2 separate regions of the Homo sapiens genome follow, and region 2 is linked to region 1. A link is a loop called in an ENCODE intact Hi-C map of the cell type or tissue named here. Cell type or tissue: PC-9. All regions are shown on one strand. Each heading gives the region's core, and the rest is flanking DNA. Links, peaks and the distances in the headings are about the cores only. Region 1 has its middle 39 kb from the start of CDC42EP3. Region 2 has its middle 73 kb from the start of PIRAT1.

Region 1 (11,528 bases), core at 2,293-10,292:
CAATCTCAGGCCCATTCTTTAAATCCTCATTTTCTGTCTCTCTTTACAGAGTGTGATTCATAGGGACAATGGCCCAAAAAGATACAGCCCTGCTTTCCCCTGGATTCACAGTTTTATCCCAGGGATATTTTGCATTGCAATTTGCCTTCAATTTGACCATGGAGTCTAATACTTCATGGTAATATTTGATATTTTCTGCCTCTCTCACATCCATTTCTTTAAATCCACGTGTAATCATGGGATTCAGAACTGAAAAGAACCTTAGTAATCATTGAGTCAAACTTCCCGGTATTTTAAGTAAAGAGATAGAAAATTCAAGTGACTCACTTACATGATAGTTACTTGGCAATAGAGTTAGTATTTATGATTTGTTTTCTTGATTTCTGGTTCAAAATGCTTCCCTGAGACCACCCAGTATCTTATAATTAGGTAACTTAAAAGGAACTTATAGGTAAATGAAAGATCTAGGTTTGTATACTGGATAATTGTCCCTTCATTTATCTGTCTATTAAGATTTAATTTTCATATATAGGTGCCTAATGACAAGATACCCCCATATCTGATAGAGGCAAAATGTATCATTTTTGAATGAGATTAAACAAAGATAGCCTGTATTGGCTACTCTCTCCACTGTCTACCTGTATGACTCTGAGAATGGACTTTACGGTCAATCTGTGCTAAAAATTTTGGGGCTACAGGCTGGGGGGCAGTTATGAGTGAGGTTCCCTTTTCAGGTGTGTCTCTTCCCCTGGTCAGTGTCTGCAGGGGCTGTGTTCTATTCATTCTCATATTCCCAAAGCCCCACACAGTACCAGCTCAGAGTAAGGACTTGAGAAGTGTGTGTTGAGCAGAGAGGAAATGTCGAAAGAACATTCCCTTTTCCTCAGACAGAGATGATGGCACAGAAAAGGAGCATAAGAGATGACCAGGGACATACTGAGTTGGTGAGGGGGAGGTCGGAGAGTAAAGAAAGGGGATGTTTCATGTTTTAGTTATCTATTGCTGTGTACAAACATTACTTTTAATGGGAAAACTGCGTTACTTTTGCACCAACCTAATACCACCAAACTTAGTAGCTCAGGGCAATAATAGTTTCACTATCCTGTGGGTCTGTTGGGCTCAGCTGAGTGGTCCTTTTGCTGTATACTATATTGGCTGTCGTCACAAGGCTGCACAGCTGGCAGCTCCATCTAAGATGGCCTCCTCCTCCAGGGCCTCTCTGGGCACAGCCTCATACCATTCCATACACGAGCCTGAGTTTCTTAAATGGGGGCTGGAACCTAGAGGGCAACAGTAGAGCTGTCAGCTCTCTTAAGGCATAGGCCCAGAACCAGCAAGGCATCACTTCTGTAACATTCTATTGACCAAAACAAGTCACAAAGCCAGCCCAGCCAAGGGGTGGATAGACTCTACTTCCTGATGGAAGGAGTGGCGTGCATGCACAGAAATGGAGGAACTGTTGCAGCCATGTTTCTGACAAACTGCTACAAGGGAGGAAAAGGTTGTACATAGTGCCTTGACTAAGGCCCCAGTGGATACATGTAATGCAGACACCTAGGAGAATGTCTGTCTTTAAGAGAAATGTAACTGTCCAAGACTATTAAGGAAGCAAATATGCTTTATCACCTTATGTTTCTGAATTAAGAAATGCCTTACCCTGAACACTAATGTGTGCCCCCAACAGGGCTTTTCAAGATATTAGCTCTGAGGGTAAAAGTATAATAAAGATACTCGGCTACTGCAACTTTTCTTTAGAGAGAGCTAGGGCTTAAATGAAAGCAGTAAATTTTCCTTGTCTGCAATAATGAGAAACCCTCAAACCACTCATGTAGCATAATTCAGAAGTTATAGGACAGTCTACAATGAAGCATTTTTATGAGCAATCAAACACAGCAGTCAAAAGATTTTTCCTTCTTTCAGTTTCAAAATGCTAAGACTTCCCAGCCACGTTGTGAACAAAGGACAAAAAAGAACAGAGTATGCAGGGGAAAGAATCAGAAGGCCTGAACTCCTTTTGCAGACTCTGCTGTTCATTAGCTCCAGGCCAGGGCTGGTCACCCAGCTGCTCCTGCCTCTGTTCCTTCCTTTTTCAAGTAGGGATGGTAAAGTGGGATCTGCCTCACCCGGCCCTGCCTGCTTGGGAGGGTTACTGAGGGGCTGCTATACCATAGTAGGTGTAAACATTTTGAACACTTCAAGTGGATGTTGTTGTTGTTACTATGTGATCTCAGAAAATGACTAGATACATATGCTAATAAAATATCTGTCAATATCTAAGATCTGTCAATATCTGTGAATATTGTTGGTATCTTTGTAGAGGCTTTGTTTTTATTGTTAACTTTTAAATTACAAAGTTACACATGAATTAAGCTAATTATATAAAGCTCACATATATAAGGCAAGAAATAAAACCTTTTCTACATCTCAACTGTCCCCATCCCCCTCCCTTCTCAGAGGTAACCACAGTTGCACTGATGTATATTTGCATATTCTTCCAGATCAGTTCTATACTTTTTCTTGTTGTTGTTGAAGAGATAGTGTCTTGCTCTTTTGCTCAGGCTAGAGTGCAGTGGCGTAATCACAGCTCACTGCAGTTTTGACCTCCTGGACTCAAGCAATCCTCCTACCTCAGCCTCCTGAGTAGCTAGGATTACAGGCTGCACCACCACACCCAATTACTTTTTTAAATTATTTTTTGCAGAGGGGGTCTTATTATGTTGCTTAGGCTGGTCTCAAACTCTGGGGCTCAGGTGATGGTCCTGCCTCAGTCTCCCAAAGTGCTAACAGGCATGAGCCAGGGTGCCCAGCCCAGTTCCATACTTTTAGAATATGTACAAGCACAGAAACATGCAATTTTTACATAAATGGTATGTATTAATACTGATTTTCATAAAATTTGTAGATAATTTTTTCAGAAGTCAATGAAATATTTTGCAAAGAATTTGCCAAATTAAAGATTGGCTAAAGGCTTTATACCTTAACTGCAGAGACTCCTTGCTAATCTCATGCGTACACATTGTTTTCCTCTTGTTTATTACTAATTTGGAATAGGTTTTATTTTACTATATGGAATGTATCTTTGTAAAGTTCTTTAAAACCTTTCAGAACAAGAATTGAAACACACACATAAACTTATCATATGTCAGTGGCTTCTGCCTCCCCTTCTCTTCCCTTGATTACTTTGCATTTTCTAAGCAAAACTTTCAAGCTGACAGCAACAAGCAACTTCTCCCTTCCTATGCTTTTAATATTTTTCTGGGTCATTCGCAGTTCACAGAGTGGCTTTTACCTCAGATAACCCCTTTCTCATATGCACGCCCAAATCCACTTTTGAATTCCTCTAATATTCTTGTTTAGTTACCTCAGGGAAACCTTTGCTTTTCAGCCCCTCCCCAGCTCACTCACTTGGCTAAAACCATGGCCCCCTTTGACTTCTGCTAGTGATAAATCTGTATTAATAAAACATCTGTTTGCTAATTTACTCATGCTATCAATACTTCTGGAATACCTACTGTGTGCCAGACACCATGGATCACTGGGTTATGCGAGAACGTGTCAAGGGGCCTGCCGCAGTTTAGGGGGTCATGGAAACATTCTCTGAGGAAGTGTGGACTTGAACTGAGATCTGGGGAGGAAGATCAGGAGGAGGAGGTAATTAGATGAATAGTGCTTGTGTGTGTGTGTGTGTGTGTGTGTGTGTGTGTGTGTAGGGAATAGAGATTGCGGAACATTCCAGACAGAGGCTCAGCATACCCAGTGGTCCTGCAGTCGGGAGAAACCTAGGACTTGTAGGGAATCAAAAGGACATTGTGATCAGACCATAGGGAGCAGCGGGGATGATGGTGAGAAATTAGGTTGAGGAGACAGTCAGGGTCATGTATCACAGATTGTGGAACATAGGTCAGCTGTGTTAAGGGTTTTAGCCTTCAAATGTGAGAATGAAAAGGCATCGAAAGATTTTAAACAGGAGTGTGTGCCCGCATGTCAGTGTGTGTGCATCTGTACGTGTGTGTATGTGTGTGAGACAGAGAACTGAACAGATTTGCATTTTAAAACAATAATTCTGATAGTGTGGAAATCAAGTTGGAGGAGTGCAAATGTGGATGCAGGGAGACCAATTTGAAAAGATTCAAGTAAACATAGGCAGTAAATTATGAGGGTTAACGGCCTCTGGTGATCTTAAAACTACCCAGATACGTTCTTTAAAATCTTCAAAACTTCCCACTTATCGACTTATGCTGTGATACTTAAATCCTTTTCAAGCACTTAAGTATTTTAAGATAAAAATGTGAAGAACCTATTGCTCAATTTATGATCATTCATATTACAACCAGAACACTGCCTACTATTTTCAATATAAACCTCTGGGTGGGGGGTCTTGCCATGGTATGCCATTGCCAGGGAAGGTGGATGGGGAGGGTTCCAGTGAGGCAAGGCAGGGTGCTAGGGGCAGGAGGTCTCTCTCTGAGCACCTGGAGGCCCTCAGGGTGGCCTTACCTTGGTGTGCTTACCACAGCTTAGGGCAGGAGCCCTAAAACTTGATTCATTACCTTCCTGCCCCAACTGCCCTAGATTTCTCCAATTTTATTTGAAATAATTTATTCATGATACAGATTTTAACATGGTCATACTTTCAATAAATATGCTTGAGCCATTTTTTTGAGGAGGCAACAATTTAAAAAAAAATCTATGCAATATGACCGAGAATTCCCAGAACACACAATTTTGCAGTGAGAGAGGCGTATGGAAATCAGGAGTGTATTTCATTCTTGTCTTCAACTAAAGGTTTAACAGCAATATTAACTATAATGGAGATGAATGAGCTCTTGCAAACAAGAATCAACAATTGCCATTTAAGTGTTGTTTTTGAGAAATAATTCTGATTCAATCAACGCATTAAAATATTTTAAGATAAATTCTGCTGAAGAAAACTAAGAATGGTGCTGTCCAGGTAATAGAGTTAAAACAAATCTTCACTAATTTTTGTTTCACAGGATAGTGAAACAAAAATTATTTTATTTAGTTTTTTAACCACGGTTTAATGTATATATATTTTTCAGCCTCCAATTTTGTTTCCTTTACTGTAGTATTTCTCGGCTTTTCCTTCTAGAATGGTTGAAAAATTTGTGATGGAGTCTATGAAGAAATAGATTTCAAAAACCAGGGAAAATTTTAGATTGGCGAATGGTTCTGCTTGGAAATACATCTTCTACTGAGGTTGGAGGCTGATGAGGAAAAGTAAAAACAATGAGGGAGGTAAAGCAAGAAAAGAAACAATACACTACAGATAAGCAATGAACAATTTTGTTTCCTGGGGGAAATGCAGAATTTTCTGTTTTCTAGAGATGTGGCCAACTGGGAATAACACCTTCCTTGTCTTCCAAGCCACAGATGTGGGCTTTTCCAGTCCTAACTTGGAGAAAAAAAATTAGGTTGAAGATATATACACAAAATTCATACTCTGGGTTTCCCACCAAAACATGGAACAGAAATGGAAGACAACAAGGTAAAGAGCATTGGCTCTGGAGTCATCCAAACCCGCGTTGACTACCCGTTATAAACAGTGTTTTGTCCTTCAAAATTCCTCGGGCTTCCGTTTCCTCATTTGTAAAATGAAATGACTTTGCAGGGCTACGGTGAGAAAATACATATGTGTGGGAAGATAGCCTATCAATGTAAGTGTATAAATATCTCTAAAAAATCTCTCTATATACAGATAGCAGTATTTATCTCCATATCTGTATTTATATCACATAGTCAGCACTCAATGGCTAGATGCATTGGTTATTATTGTTGTCTCGAGGTAAGATAGGCTTAGAGTTTTAGTGGTAGGCTGAGTAATGATCCCCCAAAGATGTTCGCATCCTAAAGCTTGGAACCTATGAATCTTGCCATATGTGACAAAAGAGGGTCTGCAGATGTGATCAAGTTGAAGATCTTGAGATGGGGAGATTACACTGAATAATCTGAGTAGATTCGATGCAAACCCAAGGGTCCTCATAAGTAGGATGCAGGAGTCAGAGTCAGACAGGAGGAGGCGTGATGACAGAAGAGAGGGACAGAGAGAAAGAGATTTGCGGATGGTGACTCTGAAGATGGAGGAGGGGGCCATGAACCTGTTGGAGCTTCCCCCACAACAACTTCTCTCTGGGGGTTCATCTGTTGAGAGTCACAATCGCAATCTTATAGGAGCTGGAGCTTTGCAGGGAGACCCTGAAGACACCCAGAGGGAGGCTCCCCAGTGCTGTCTTTGGAGACTTGCAGGCAGGTGCCTTGTCCTCTCTATCACCAGCAAGTAAACTGCAACTGGCCCTGCACCTCCTTTTGAGATGACTTGGGATTTGATGGGAGCTCAGGGAGCCAAGGAAGGCAAAGAGAAGCAGGAGCCCCGCCACACACATTGCAAGTGGTGGATTGCTGGCTGTGGTTTTCCTGGAAGGCTCTTAAATGGCTTTCAGGACATTCTTTGTTGGGGCCCTACATTCTTTAGCAGGGCTATCATGACTTAAGGGGTGTGGCCAGCAAGCCACATCCTCAGGGTGTTTTGTGGGCTGCTCTGCAGTGTGGCATAGGGACCCTGGCTTGAGAGACCTGCTGCTCTTTAAATCTATTACTCAGGAAGTGTTTGGCCTTTTTCTGCTTATTCTGGTGAAAACATATCTCCAGTTTCCCACTGTGAAAAAGACTTTGTCCTAAAGTTTTGGGGAACTGTTATTTAGAGTCCTTACACCTGCTAAGATATCTCCCCAAGTCCCAAAGGCCAAAAATAAAAGGCAACTTTCTACCCCAAGCCACCATAGTGGCTGCACTATGGTCAGACAAGTGGTCATCATCCTGGTCTGTAACATCTTGCTCACTCCTCTGTGCTCCCATATACAGTCATAGTGTATAGCTGCATTAAAGCACTTGTTTCAACATTTTGAAATTGTGCTTTCCCCATCACTTAGAATCCATGCATTCTTCAGTGCTGGGATCACATCTTATAGAGCTTGGTATTCCCAGATATTAGTATGGTGCTTGTCACGTAAGTTATTAATAAATGTTTCTTAGATGAGCAAACTTTACCTCTGTGGTAATTTGTGTAGCTGCTATCCACTCGATGTAGTTGCTTTTCAAAAAACTGAGGTATAATTTACATACAATCTACCAGAAAGTGTTAAGTATTCAGTTCAATTATTTTGACAGTTGAATATATCATGACAATTGACTACACCAAAACAAGAGGCAACCACTGTTTATGTCTTTTTTTAACCAGAGATTAATTTTGCCTAGTTTTGGACTTTATAGAATTGGTTTATATATTATACACATTTTGTGCAGCTTCTTTCACTTAGCATAACTGGAAGTCTCAAGTTTTATTCATACTGTTACATCATCAGTAATTTTTTTCTTTTTCCTTTTTTTTTTTTTTTTGAGATGGAGTTTCGCTCTTGTTGCCCAGGCTGGAGTGCAGTGGTGCAATCTCGGCTCACCACAACCTCTGCCTCCTGGGTTCAAGTGATTCTCCTGCCTCAGCCTCCCAAGTAGCTGGGATTACAGGCATGCACCACCACGCCCAGCTAATTTTGTATTTTTAGTAGAGATGGGGTTTCACCATGTTGGTCAGGCTGGTCTTGAACTCCCGACCTCAGGTGATCGGCCCGCCTTCGCCTCCCAAAATGCTGGGATTACAGGCGTGAGCCACTGTGCCTGGCCAGTAATTTTTTCTTTTTCTTTTTGACTAATATATATCTATTGACTAATACATATCTATTTCTTTTTGACTAATATTCAATTTATGAATATGCCAGAGTATGTTCATCCACCCTCATATTGATGAACATTTGGGTTGTTTCCAGTTTGGGCTGTTATGGAAAAGCTTCTTTGAGTATTCTTGTACAGTTCTTCTTGTGGACATATGTTTTCATTTCTTTTGAGAGATATTGAGGGTGGAATTGCTGGTTGTAGGATACATGAAGAAGTTAACTTTATAAAAATCTGACAAACTATTTTCCTAAGTGGCCGTACCATTTGCATTCCTACCAACAGTGTTTGAGAGTTCCATTTCTCCACATCCACATCAACTTTTGGTATTGTCTTATCTTTACATCTGAGCCATTTTAATAGGTGCAAAATGGCATCTCATGGTGGTTTTAATTTCCATATCAGTGATGATTAATGATGTGGAAAACACTTTCATGTGCCTATTCCTTGTTCTTATACTGTAGTACCCACTAATCCCTGGGGGATTCATTCTAAGAACCCCAGTGGCCGCCTGGAACCAAGTATATTACTGAACTCTGTATGTACTATTTTTTAAAAATCTGATAACTAAGGCAGCTACTGACTAAGGGGTGGGTAGCACAGACTGTGGATATGCTGGACAAAGGGATGATTCAGCTCCCTGGTGGAACAGAGCAGGATGGCTCAAGATTTCATCACGCTACTCAGAATAGTGGACGATTTTAAACCACAAATTGTTTATTTCTGACATTTTCCATTTAGTATTTTCTGACTGTGGTTTACTGTAGGTAACTGAAACTGGAAAGTGAAACCAAGGATAAAGGGAGGGACTACTCTATGTATCTTTTTTTGTGAAATGACAGCTTCAATCTTTTGCCCATTAAAAAAATTAAATTGTCATATTATTGATTTGAAAGAGTTCTTTATATACAATGCATACATGCCCTTTGTCAGATATATGTACTGATTTGCATATTCATTTTCTTAATGGTATCTTTTGGTACACAGAAATTTTTGTTTTAATGAAAACCAGCTATCATTTTTCATAGTTCGTGCTTTTTGTGTTCTGTCTAAAAAAATTTGCCTACTCCAAGGTTGTAAAGTTACTCTTTTATGCTTTCTACTAGAAACTTTATTATTCTAGGTTATATTTTGTTCTATGTTTATCTCAAACTATTTTATTGTATGGCGTGTGACAGGAGTCAAGTTTTTTGTTTGTTTTTTATATGGCCATCCAGTTGTTCCAGCACCACTTGTTAACAAGTCTTCTTTTCTTCATGAAATCACCTTGTCACATTCAGTTAAAAATCAGTTGATTCTAATCTTGATGTGAACCTAAAACTACTCTAATAAAGCGTTTTAAAAAATTAATTAAGTCTATACATATGAGTCTATTTCTGGATTCTGTTCTCTTGATGTATTTGTCTATCTTCACGTCAATACTGCAATGCATTGATTAGTCTAACATATTCGGTTTTAGAACTGGGTATTATAAATCTTCCAACTTTAATTTTTTCAAGATTGCTTTGGCATTTTCATATCAGTTATAGGTTCAGCTTGTAAATTTCTCTAAAAAGTCCTACTGAAATTTTGATGACTGTATTAAATTCACAAATAAATCTGAGGAAAATAAATATCTTAACAACATTGAGTCTTCTACCTCATAAACATTGAATGTCTCTCCCTTTTGTCTGGGTTTCTTTAATTTCTCACATCAGTGTTTTACAGTTTTTTACTGTAGAGAAATTGTACACCTCTCTTAGCATTTTCCTATTTGATATTTTTTGATACTATTGCATATAGTATTTTTTACATGTTGTTTTCCAATTGTTTACTGCTGGTATATAGAAATAGAATTGATTTTTATATATTGACCTAGGTAAACTCATTACTTAGTTCTTATAGTTATTTTGTATCCATAGTTTTCTATATAAACAATTGTGTCATCTGCAAAGAATGACAGTTTTACTTTCCTCTTTATACGAATTACTTCTTTCTTTCCTTTATCTATATGCCTTCTATTTCTTTTTCTCCTCTTATTGCATTGGCTACAACTGCCAGTTAAATGTTAAGTAGAAATGATGAAAGTGAAAGTCCTTGCCTTGTTCTTTATGTTAAAAGGAAAAATCAGTAAGTATTATATTAGCTGTAGGTTTTAAGAGATCCTTTTCAGCAGTTTGAAGAAGTCCTTGTCTATTTCTAATTTGCTCAAGAGTTATTATCATGAATGGAGGTTGACTTTGGTCAAACGCTTTTTTATGCATCTACTGAGATCATTGTATGGTTTCCCTTTATTCTTTCATTGACTAATTTTCAGATGTGAAACCAATCTTACATTTCTTTAAAAACCTTCACTTGGTCATGATGTGTATTTTGGAAATATATTATTGGATTAGTTTTGCTAATATTTTGTTAAGGTTTTTTCAGCTGTACTCATAAGGAATATTGGTTTGTAATTTTCTTTTCTTATAATGTCATTGTCAGTATTTGGCATTGGCAGTATGCTGGCTTCATGGGAATTATTCTCTCCATCTCTAGTTTTGAGAGAACTTGTGTTGACTTGGTATTATTTCATCCTTAAATGATAATAGATTTCATTGGTAAAGTCACCTAGATCTCAAGTTTTCTTCATAAAAAAATTTTGATAATAAATTCAATTACTTGAATTGACATAAGAATATTTATTTATGTTTTTATATTTCTGTTATATATTTCAGTAAGTTGTGTTTTTAAAATTATTTTTCTATTTCATCTTAATTGTTTAATTTATTGACTTAAAGTTGTTCATAATATTTCCTTGCTATCTTTTTCATAACTATAGGGTCTGTAGAAATGCCCTTTTTTTTCATTTCTAACACTGGTAATGGGATTTTCTATTTCACTTATCAGTCTTGCCCTGGGTTTCATTAATCTTTTTTTTTAAACACACTTTTAACATTGTTGATGTTCTCTTTTTGTCAATTTTCTGTTTTATTAATTGACATTCTTACCATCATTTTTCTTTCTTATACTTTGGGTTTTAGTTGTTATTTTTCTAGCTTCTTCATGTGAAGGCTTAGATAATTGATTCTATACCTCCCTTTTTTAAAAAATTGAATGCTATACATTTCCCTCTAAGTACTTCTTTAGCTACATCTCACAAATCTTGGTAAGTTGGGTGTTCATTATCATTCAGTTCAAATGATTTCAAATTTCTTTTGTAATTTCTCCTTTGACCATATGTTATTTAGATATATAATGTTTAATTTTCAAATATTTGGGTTTTTTCAGATATCTGATGGTTATTGATTTCCATATTGTCATTATGGTCATAAATGTACTCTGTATGGTTTCAATCTTTTTAATTTTAATGAGTCTTATTTTCTGGCTCGGCATTTTTGATCTATCTTGGTTAATAGTTCATGCAAAGTTAAAAAGAATGTATATTTTGCTGTTTTGGGAGTGGTGTTTTGTAAATGTTGATTAGGTCAAATTGGTTGACAGTGTGGATCAAATATTTTTAAATTATACTCTTTTCCCTGCTTTTTAAATCAGTTACTCAGAAAGTGATGTTAATATGTTTAACCGTGACTGTAGATTTGTCTTTCTCTCATATTAATTCTACTTGGTTTTGCTTCATATATTTTCAAGCTATTTTTTTCTCTCATCTTTTTCCATTCATTTATCCTGCTTTTTCTGCTCTCTTTCAGGTGAATCATGTATATTTCAATATCCCATTTAATCTCCTGTATCAACCTTTAAGCTCTATCTTTTTGTAATACCTCTGTGAGGTTTTTTGGAGTTATTTTAGATATTATGCTATGCAT
Region 2 (11,528 bases), core at 1,852-9,851, 92 kb after region 1:
AGCTCTCCCTCCTTGCCCTTACTCCTCCCTCTCAGGCCCAGTTTGAATTTCTCCTCTTTGACTTTCCACATAAAATTCCCACCCATCCCTCCAGGCCCATCACAAGCTCTCTCCACCGCCCCACCTTCCGGCGGCACATACACGCTTCAGATTCAGAGGGGTTTAGGTTCAAACCCCCTCTCTGCTACTTATTAGTTAATGAAACTTTGAGCAACTCACTCACACTTTCCTTGTCTCAGATTTCACATCTGCAAAGTGGGGATAACAACACCTCACCGTGTTGTTGGAAAGATTAAATGAGAGACTGTAGAGCACAGAGGCTGTAAGTAGTAATCAATAAATAAGGGCCATTATTATTATCCTCTCAAAATATCTGCCACACCTCTAACTTATTTGTCAGCTAATGGCAGTGCTCCACCACTTGGCCATAATAATATTTTGTTCATGACCAACTGTGGAGATTTTGTGAAAACTTTTATCTTGGAAGAATTTCTCATTGAGGAATATGTAAACCTTATGAGAAAAATTGGATTAGGAAAGCTGAGGTCACGCATAAATCTATAAAATTCATGGCAAATAAGATTATATTCATTAAAGTCAGTAAAGGCAGAATATTAAACAATGAGACTATAGTAATATTTTATGCATATCGAGTTAGTGATGATTGATTTCCATTCACCGTTTCCTGCTTACCAGAAACTTTTCTGGGACTCTTTGGCTATGCAGTGTTAAAATGATGCCTATATATTCAGTTTGTTCTGTAACAGATAATGCCGACTTGAAGAGGCACCCTGTCTGTGCCTGTTTCTCCACCCAAACATTTCATGCATTTTTGACTTGATGGTTTGGAGCTATTGATTCCAGGTATGCCTTCCAATTATTCTTCCCCCAGTCTGTTTTACACCATCTCAGCACCCTTGAAGAAACTGACCCATGCCTGCCTACTGACCATGGGGGACCAGAATTATCCTTCCTCCCTTCCATCTTTCTTTTCCCTGCTTCCTCAAACAAAGAGCACCCAGTGTTTGGAGGAAGAGTGAAGCCAGTTTTCACTGAAGGGCTTCTGTCTTGTTCTCAAAGCTTACCCAACCAAAGAGAGGAAATCAAGCATTGTGGGCCCACTCTAGTTCCTCTTTCCTTTACAATGCACAAAAGGTGAGACCTCACTGCCCAGGCCCTTTAGGGTGTTCCTTGAGGACATGCCCTTTCTTCTTCACCCACCCTTCTTTCTCTTCCCCTCCTTCCACCCTCTGCCTTTTTCCCCATGTCCCCCTTTGCCATTTTAATGCCTCTACTTTCCCCATTTTTTTCCAGGGAACATTTTCCTTCCTATAAAAATAATTTGACTCCAGGCCCTAAGATTCTTCTAGTGATTGGGCAGTTTTGGCTGTGTCAGGCATTCTCAGGATGCCTCTGGCTTTCCTCCCCACTGACTGCAGACTCCTGGGAGGAGAGGGAGAAGAGGGGTCTAGGCTTCTCAATGGGGAAAAGGTATGGGAACTTCTTCTCTTAACTGAGATTTCTTCTCCCAAATTCCTGAAATTAAACACACCTCACCTTAGGGATTTGTTTATCTTCAAAGACTCCCAGTTGGGTTCAATTTTTTATACTTCTAGTAACATAACATAGCTGTTTCTCATGAGAACCTATGGCCCTGACATTGTGCCATTACAAAGGTTTCTTTTAAAAGGTGAACATACAAGGTGCCATGCTTAGATTGCTTCTCCCTAAACAGTAGGTTTTTACAAATATTTTTTCTATATCCTCTATTTTTTTCTATAACTACAGAGGTACAGAAAGGTGGCAAGGGGGAAAAAAGCCTCAGTTTACCCTGCTATGCTTACAACCCTAACAAACCTAACTACTACATTCCCTATTAGAAGCTAAATCTTGGAACTGCTCAAAAGAAACATGGAAATGAAAGTGAATTCATATAGGCCAAGATATCTCATTAGGGAAGAAAAAAGGCTATTGATAATGTAATAATCTCTATTTTTTTTATTTTTATTTATTTTATTTTTTTTTTTTTTGGAGCTGGAGTTGTGTTCTTGTCATCCAGGCTGGAGTGCAATGGTGCAATCTTGGCTCACTGCAACCTCCGCCTCCTGGGTTCAAGCGATTCTCCTGCCTCAGCCTCCTGAGTAGCTGGGATTACAAGCACTGCCACCATGCCCAGCTAATTTTTGTATTTTTAGTAGAGACGGGGTTTCGCCACATTGGCCAGGCTAGTCTCAAACTCCTGATCTCAGGTGATCCACCCACCTTGGCCTCCCAAAGTGCTGGGATTACAGGTGTGAGCCACCGCTCCTGGCCTCTAATTTTATTTATCTAACAAAGGATACTTTACTGTATTAGGATACTTGGCTATTGAATATAATGCTGTCCTATTCCATATATATTTCCCAAATATCTATTTGTGTGTATGTGTGTGTGTGTGTGTGTGTGTGTGTGTGTCTGTGTGTATCTCCATATAAAATTGTTCTATATATATTTTCCTTCTACTCCTAGATGACAAAGTTCTTATGGGCAGGGACCAGATCTTACATTTCTTTTGTACCTCCATGGGCCACTTCCCTTCAAAAAAGTATTTTTTGAGAGCGGATTCTGCACCAGTGGATTGGAGAGGTGTCTCTGAGCTCTGTTATCCTGACCATAGCTGCTTGAACCAGGGGTCAGCACCCAACCCCCAAACAGCCATCTATAGGTTGGCCAGCATCAAAGAAAAGTTGGCTTCATGAGACAGCTTTGCCCCCACCTGGGTGGTGATAGATCAAAAGATCAGCTTGTTTCTTAAAGAGAGTTTAAACAATAGATACAGGATCTTGTCATTAAGTGTTTTCTGATATAAAAATACTCCCTTGGGTAATTGGTGGCAGCAGGGGAGAGAGAAATTGACTCACAAAAACAGACATGTCTGAGGGAATAGCCACTGATGTTGCTGAGTTACTGACCTTTCTGCCCAATGACCAAAACTAACACTGTTTGCTAAAGGATGTTCCAGTGGCCACAAGGCTTAGCAGGGCAGCTGCTGGGACAGTTTTGCCAATTCCTGTCTTTCTCATGTGTCATTATATTGAACATCCTTTATTGGAGTTGATTGGGATGTTTCTGTTTCTTGTATTCCGAAGGAACTAACTGACAGGGTGCCCAGTGCTAGGAGATATAGAAGAGCTTGTGGTCTCTATTCAAAGAGACGGATTTGTGAGTGGAAATGTCATTAAGTGGAATGTTTTAATTTTCTGTGGCTGCTGTAGTAAATTACCACAAACTTGGTGACTAAACCAGTGCAAATTTATTCTCTTACAGTTTTGGAGGTCAGAAATCTCAGAGCAGTTTCACTGGGCTAAAGTCAAAGTGTTAGCAGGGCTGATTTACTCTGGAGGTTCTAGAGGAGAATCCATTTCCTTGCCTTTTCTAGCTTCTGAAGTTTGCCTGCCTTCCTTGGCCTGTGACCTTTTCCCTGCATCACTCCAACCTTCTGTTTCCATCATCACATCTTCTACTTCCGTGTGACATGGGCTTCTCCTGTGTTCCTCTTATAAGGACCACTATGATGACATTGGGCCCACTAGGATAATCCAGAAGAATCTTCCCAGGTCAATCAATATCCTTAACTTGGTTGCATCTACACAGCCCCCTTTGCCACATCAGGTAACATTGACAGGTTCTGGGGATAAGAACATGGACATCTTGGTGGATATTATTCAGCTTATTTCAGGGAGCACATCCTGTGAATGATATAAACAGAGGTCTGTGGAGTCTCCACGAGGGGCAACTGGACCAGGGGAGAGAAGGTCAAACACATAAAAAGGTTCTCAATGAAGCCTCTCTTAATCATAAAAAAGTTTTCCTCTCCCCCTACTCTCTAATCTGTCTATCATCTTAGGATTCCAAGAGAGATATGAGTGTAAAGATCTGCCAAATACATCACTCAGTGTTCCCCATCCCATCCTGATCAAAGTTAATGAACTTGCCCCTTTCTCAAAATAGAACTTGGGAAATTGTCCCACTAGTCCACTTCCCCCAAACAAGGGAGTGCAATGATGTAGAACTGGAGTCATAGATGGGAGTAAGATTGCTTTGCTCAGAGATGACAGGAGTTGAGATGGGCAGAGACACAAGGTGGTGTTTCTTCGACAAACTCCCAGGTGTGCGGGTTCCTGACTGTGAGTGAAGGACTGTGATTTGAATAAGGGCTGGGGTGTGTATCTGAAGAAAATGGTGAGGCATTTATCACTTAGATTTGGGGGAGGAGATTAAAATACAATAACTAGATAGTCATTAAAAATTATTCCAGACACCCAAAAATTGATATGGGGGAGTTCTATTAGGAAAACAGGCTTCATTTACTGGAAAATGGGGAGGTTAATTAAGAAGTAAGAGTGTTTATAAGTAGGATGTTCAGAGGAAGTGCTGATGTTGTCCTTGTCATTAAATGTTTTCTGATATAAAAATACTCCCTTGGTACTTACGAAGAAGGCTGATTTTCATTATTAGACATTCACTTATTCATTGTAAAATAAAAGCGTGTGTGTATGTGTGTGTGCATGCATATGTATTTCCAATCAAAAGTCAGGAGCGCGGACTATATTATATAGAACCCAGAGATTCAAAGGCCTGATTATGAATGGATAGTTACACGGATAGATTAATGATGGATGGATGGAAGAAGTGTGGTTCATCTGTCATGACTGGTGCCTCTAGCTCTAAGATGTCTGACTTTGAATCCAGAGGAAGAAGTGGGATCACTGGGGTTAGGGGAGTATCCTTTAAAAGTTTTGCAAAAAACATTTGCAGTCACTTTTGGTTTATCTCTGCCGGTTGGATTTAGTTTTCCTGAAGCCCCTTGGGGCAGGGCCATCTATGACTTATGCTCCGGGCAATGGAATGTGGCTTTTTCTTCCCTTTCACCCAGGAGCTCTCAAGCTGCCTCTTTGCTTCCTTCTCTACCTATCTGCATGGATTTTAAGCTTATCTGGATACTCATTGTGAATACTCATGAGGGCTAATTTCACTGCATTGCTCCACAAAAGAGTTCCTGGATTCCATATTCTGGAATAATTTAGCAGACTTCAGGATGAATCAAAAGAAGCCAGTCACAGAAAAATGTCCATCAACCTTTTAGTTTAATCATCCCTTATGCCTTAAGGGTATGTTGTAACACAGCTGGCCTAGACAGCCTCTCTCCTGCTCCCCTGGCTCTACGGGTTTTCCTCTGGCCCAGCCCACCTGTCCAGGCTCACCTCTTGCCCCATTCCCACTTTGCAGCCTACATTGAAGCCAAATCAAACTATTCACAGCTGCCCTGGCGCTCTGGACTATGTCAAGTACCCTTGACTTTGCTCATGTAGCTGGAGGGTTCTTTCCTCTTCCTCCACATCTCCCCATGTTCCCTTCTCTTTCCCCATCAATCTTTAAAGACTCACAAATCCAAAATATTCTACTCTAAAAAAGCTTTCATTGACAGTTTTCCTCCACCTCCACCCATTACCAAGTACTTTCTCCTATACATACTTCTATTACAGCAATGATAATACTGCAAATACATTCACAAGAAGGAAAAAAAAATCTCAAGCCAATTAGCAAGTGACTAGAGTCTGAGGGAAGTCCACAGTGGAGATGAGTAAGAGGCCTTGTAATGCAGAAGAGCCAAACAGGGATTAAGGGATAATGCTGTAAAAAAGCAAAATAAATAACCAGGGCAGGCTCTGTTGAATCTTACAGAGATGGCCTTCTAGGTTAAACATTTTTTGAAGTACAGACATGCAATGCTTAACAAGGAGGATATGTTCTGAGAAATGCATTGTTAGATGATTTAATCATTGTGTAAACACCATAGAGGGTACTTGCATGTACTGAATGTACTGAATACTGTAGGCAGTTGTAATGCAATGATAAGCATTCATATATCTAAACATGGAAAAGTACAGTAAAAATACAGTATTTTTTACTGGGACAACCTTCCAATATGCAGTCTTTTGTTGACCAAAATGGTGTTATGTGGCTAATGAATGCCCACTTAACTGGAAAATACAAATATTCCAGGACTGAAAAAACTATGTCTCTGAGAACCTCTTTCCCTCCTCTACCATATATAGGTCCTCAGGGATGCACTCAGAGCTTTGGCTAAGGAAAGGGGTGCTTACCAGGGTGGCCACATGCATCCTGGACATCAAAGGGATGACATTGGTCACAGCCAGTTGCCTCGTTCCCAAAGATTCCAGAAGGACATTGGCATTGTGGCAAAAGAGCAGCAATGCCAGTGTTCCCACTGGGCATGTCAAGTTGATTTAGAATTAGGCTGAGGAAAGGGGACACTTCGGCCTAGTCCAGGAGACCATGGGGTGTTATTTCCTAGCTTGTTCTTAATTTCTCAGCTGAAGGTAGTGTAATAGACACTGATTATTTGTGGCCACCTAATATCTCTGAACTCCCTCCTCTTTTTCTTTTGTGTAACAGCTTTATTGAGATGTAATTCACATACCACACAATTCACCCATATAAAGTGTACAATGCAATGGCTTTTAGTATATTCACAAAATTTTGCAACCATTACATCAATCAATATTTTCATTATCCCAAAAGGAAATCTTTTTTTTTTATTACACTTTAAGTTTTAGGGTACATGGGCACAATGTGCAGGTTTGTTACATATGTATACATGTGCCATGCTGGTGTGCTGCACCCATTAACTCGTCATTTAACATTAGGTGTATCTCCTAATGCTATCCTTCCTCCTTCCCCTGACCCCACAACAGGCCCCGGATTGTGATGTTCCCCTTCCTGTGTCCATGTATTCTCATTGTTCAATTCCCACCTATGAGTGAGAACATGCGGTGTTTGGTTTTTTGTCCTTGCAATAGTTTGCTGAGAATCATGGTTTCCAGTTTCATCCATGTCCCTACAAAGGACATGAACTCATCAGTTTTTATGGCTGCATAGTATTCCATGGTGTATATGTGCCACATTTTCTTAATCCAGTCTATCGTTGTTGGACATTTGGGTTGGTTCCAAGTCTTTGCTATTGTGAATAGTGCCGCAATAAACATACGTGTGCATGTGTCTTTATAGCAGCATGATTTATAATCCTTTGGGTATATACCCAGTAATGGGATGGCTGGGCGAAATGGTATTTCTAGTTCTAGATCCCTGAGGAATCAACCACACTGACTTCCACAATGGTTGAACTAGTTTACAGTCCCACCAACAATGTAAAAGTGTTCTTATTTCTCCACATCCTCTCCAGCACCTGTTGTTTCCTGACTTTTTAATGATCGCCATTCTAACTGGTGTGAGATGGTGTCTCATTGTGGTTTTGATTTGCATTTCTCTGATGGCCAGTGATGATGAGCATTTTTTCATGTGTCTTTTGGTTGCATAAATGTCTTCTTTTGAGAAGTATCTGTTCATGTCCTTTGCCCACTTTTTGATGGGGTTGTTTGTTTTTTCTTGTAAATTTGTTTGAGTTCATTGTAGATTCTCGGTGTTAGCCCTTTGTCAGATGAGTAGGTGGCGAAAATTTTCTCCGATTTGGTAGGTTGCCTGTTCACCCTGATGGTGGTTTCTTTTGCTGTGCAGAAGGTCTTTAGTTTAATTAGATCCCGTTTGTCAATTTTGGCTTTTGTTGCCATTGCTTTTGGTGTTTTAGACACGAAGTCCTTGCCCATGCCTATGTCCTGAATGGTATTGCCTAGGTTTTCTTCTAGGGTTATTATGGTTTTAGGTCTAACATGTAAGTCTTTAATCCATCTTGAATTAATTTTTGTATAAGGTGTAAGGAAGGGATCCAGTTTCAGCTTTCTACATATGGCTAGCCAGTTTTCCCAGCACCATTTATTAAATAGGGAATCTTTTCCCCATTGCTTGTTTTTCTCAGGTTTGTCAAAGATCAGATGGTTGTAGATATGCGGCATCATTTCTGAGGGCTCTGTTCTGTTCCATTGATCTATATCTCTGGTTTGGTACCAGTACCATGCTGTTTTGGTTACTGTAGCCTTGTAGTATAATTTGAAGTCAGGCAGCGTGGTGCCTCCAGCTTTGTTCTTTTGGCTTAGGATTGACTTGGTGACACAGGCTCTTTTTTGCTTCCATACGAACTTTAAAGTAGTTTCTTCCAATTCTGTGAAGAAAGTCATTGGTAGCTTGATGGGGATGGCATTGAATCTATAAATTACCTTGGGCAGTATGGCCATTTTCACGATATTGATTCTTCCTACCCATGAGCATGGAATGTTCTTCCATTTGTTTGTGTCCTCTTTTATTTCATTGAGCAGTGGTTTGTAGTTCTCCTCGAAGAGGTCCTTCACATCCCTTGTAAGTTGGATTCCCGGGTATTTTATTCTCTTTGAAGCAATTGTGAATGGGAGTTCCCTCATGATTTGGCTCTCTGTTTGTCTGTTATTGGTGTATAAGAATGCTTGTGATTTTTGTACATTGATTTTGTATCCTGAGATTTTGCTGAAGTTGCTTATCAGCTTAAGGAGATTTTGTGCTGAGACGATGGGGTTTTCTAAATATACAATCATGTCATCTGCAAACAGGGACAATTTGACTTCCTCTTTTCCTAATTGAATACCCTTTATTTCCTTCTCCTGCCTAATTTCCCTGGCCAGAACTTCCAACACTATGTTGAATAGGAGCGGTGAGAGAGGGCATCCCTGTCTTGTGCCAGTTTTCAAAGGGAATGCTTCCAGTTTTTGCCCCCAAAAGGAAATCTTGGACCCATTAACCATCATCTCCCAAACCTCCCACCACTGTCCAGCCCTAGGCAACTGATGTGGTTTGGCTGTGTCCCCACCCAAATCTCATCTTGACTTCCAACATGCTGTGGGAGGGACCCGGTGGGAGGTGACTGAATCATGGGGGCAGGTGTTTCCCATGCTGTTCTCATGATAGTGAATAAGTCTCATGAGAACTGATGGTTTTAAAAATGGGAGTTTCTCTGCACAAGCTCTCTCTTTTTGCCTGCTGTCATCCACATAAGATGTGACTTGCTCCTCCTTGCCTTCCATCATGATTGTGAGGCCTCCCCAGCTACGTGGAACTGAGTCCAATTAAACTTCTTTCTTTTGTAAATGGCCCAGTCTCAGGTATGTCTTTGTCAGCAGCGTGAAAATGGACTAATACGACAACCATCTGTTCATTAATCTTCTGTCTCTATATGTTTTCCTATTATAGACTGTTAAAGGCTGAATTGTGTCCCCCTGATATTCATATGTTGTGGTTCTATTTGTATTTGAAGACAGGGTCTTGAAAGAGGTAATTAAGTAATAATGAGGTCACCAAAGTGGGCTCTAATCCAATACAATTGGTTCCTTAAAAGAAGAGATTATGGCACAGGCACAGAGAGAAGACCATGTGAAGACACAGGGAGAAGATGGGATCCCCAAGCCACGAAGAGCAGCTTCAGAATGAAACCAACCCTGCTGGTGTCTTGATCTCAGATTTCTAGCCTCCAGAACTGTGAGAAAATCCGTGTCTGTTGTTTAAGCCATCAAGTCTATGGTACTTTGTTGTGGCAGCCCTAGAAAAAGAATACATTTCAAAGAAATGAAATCATACAATATCTGATCCATTGTGATGGGCTTCTTTTACCTACCATAATGTTTTCCAGGTTCACCTATATTGTAGCATACATCAGTACTTCATTCCTTTTATGACCAAATAATCTTCCGTTGTATAGATATACACATTTTGTTGATCCATTAGTTAGCTGAGGGACATTTGGATTGTTTACATTTTTTAGCTATTTTGCAGAATGTTGCTATGAATATTGATGTAAAAGATTTTGTGTGGACTTACATTTTCAATTCTCTTGACTATATATCTAGGAGTGCAATTGCTGGGTAACTCTATGCTTCACCTTTTGCAGAACTGCCAGATTGTTGTCCAAAGTGGCTGCACCATATTACATTTCCAGCAATTCATGAGAGTTCCACTTTTTCCACATCTTCACCAACACTTGCTGTTATCTGTCTTTTTTATTATAGCCATCCTAGTGGATTCATAATGGTATCTCAGTGCAGTTTTGATTTGCATTTCCCTAATGGCTAATGATGTTAAGCATCTTTCATGTGTTATTGACCATTTGTATATCTTTTTTGGAGAAATGTATATTCTGATCTTTTGCTTATTTTTAATTCAGTTATTTTTCTTTTCGTTATTGAGTTGTAAGATTCCTTTATAGGCAAGAAATGCAAGTCTCTTATCATATATATGATTTTCAAAGCTTTTCTCCATTCTGTGAGTTGTCTTTTCATTTTCTTGATGGTATTCTTTGAAGCATAAATGGTTTTAATTTTAATGATATCTTCTCTACCTTTTAGTAATATCCCATATGATAAGTTGCACCTTCCCAAGGTAGAAGCTAGAAATCTTCCACACCGAAACTCTTTTGTAGCTAGGGTAACCTAGATTCCACCAATCAGATCTACCCATGATAGTCTTAGATTTTGGAAATTAGCAACCCAAGGAATTGGCTGCATGGAGAGAAATTGATATGATGATGGAGGCCTCTAGATCTTCAAGATCAGAATAGGGAGAAGCTGCTGGTATCCATCCTGGTTTCCTCATTGATACAAAGCAATAGTGGCAAAGGAAAATTTGCTCAAGAAGCTCCTGTTGTGTGTCCACGATTGTTCCTGAATGGCTCAGAGCCTACTGTCTGCCCCTCCTTGATTTTCTGTGATCTACCTAATATTCTTGAATAAACCCCCTTCCTGATTAAACTAATCAGAATGGATTCTTTTGTTGGCAACTCAGAACCTTGACCATTAAATACCCAGTCTTATCAGAATAAGGGAATTCTAGGATTTCAGGAACTATAGACCTTGCTACTTCAGCAAAAGTAAACTGCTTTATGTCTTTTAAAAAGTGACCTAACCCTTATATGTTATCAAGTAGGCCCTGTTTTCCTACAACTGTACTTTTAAAAACTTTTCACAAGATACTTAAGAAAAATATAATCCTTAATATAAATTCAAAATAACCTGTCAAAGACTTTCAAACAGCGTAGTTTTCCTTGATGGTAGGTGATATGGGTTGGCTGTGTCCCCACCCAAATCTCATCTTGAATTCCCAGGTGTTGTGGGAGGGACCCGGTGGGAGGCAATTGAATCACAGAGGGCAGGTCTTTCCTGTGCTATTCTCCTGATAGTGAATAAGTCTCACGAGATCTGATGATTATATAAGGGAGAGTTTCCCTGCACAAGCTCTCTCTCTTTTTGCCTGCTGGCATCTATGTAAGATGTGACTTGCTCTTCTTTGCCTTCTGCCATGATTGTGAGGCCTCCCCAGCCACGTGGAACTGTAAGTCCAATTAAACCTCTTTTGTAAATTGCCCAATCTCAGGTATGTCTCTATCAGCAGCATGAAAACGGACTAATACAGTAGGTTTCCAGGAGTGAAGTGAATCTGCTTGGTTTATCAACACACTTAACTCACTTCATGATCAGTGGTCAGGATTTGCAGGTGGTTGCACAGATGAGCCCAGGTGTCGAAACAGAACACAGGTGCTGGCCACGTGGAGA

Evidence for each region. Peaks named below come from ENCODE experiments on the same cell type or tissue, not always from the same donor. Only the 100,000 strongest peaks of a DNase experiment are listed, where the experiment ranks them.
Region 2: a loop joins it to region 1, with 2.4 times the contacts of the local background. A loop is called at or near these places in 3 of 110 quality-filtered maps.

What each region holds. Positions count from the first base shown.
Region 1 is chr2:37,705,108-37,716,635 of GRCh38, forward strand. No RefSeq gene overlaps it. Among named protein-coding and RNA genes, the nearest start is that of CDC42EP3, 39 kb to the left of the region's middle. In PC-9, for the core only: no CTCF peak of the experiment used is centred there; DNase peaks (open chromatin) are centred at 6,464 and 6,934; H3K27ac peaks cover 2,645 bases.
Region 2 is chr2:37,797,402-37,808,929 of GRCh38, forward strand. No RefSeq gene overlaps it. Among named protein-coding and RNA genes, the nearest start is that of PIRAT1, 73 kb to the right of the region's middle. In PC-9, for the core only: no CTCF peak of the experiment used is centred there; DNase peaks (open chromatin) are centred at 2,950, 5,150 and 5,650; H3K4me3 peaks cover 1,621 bases; H3K27ac peaks cover 4,179 bases.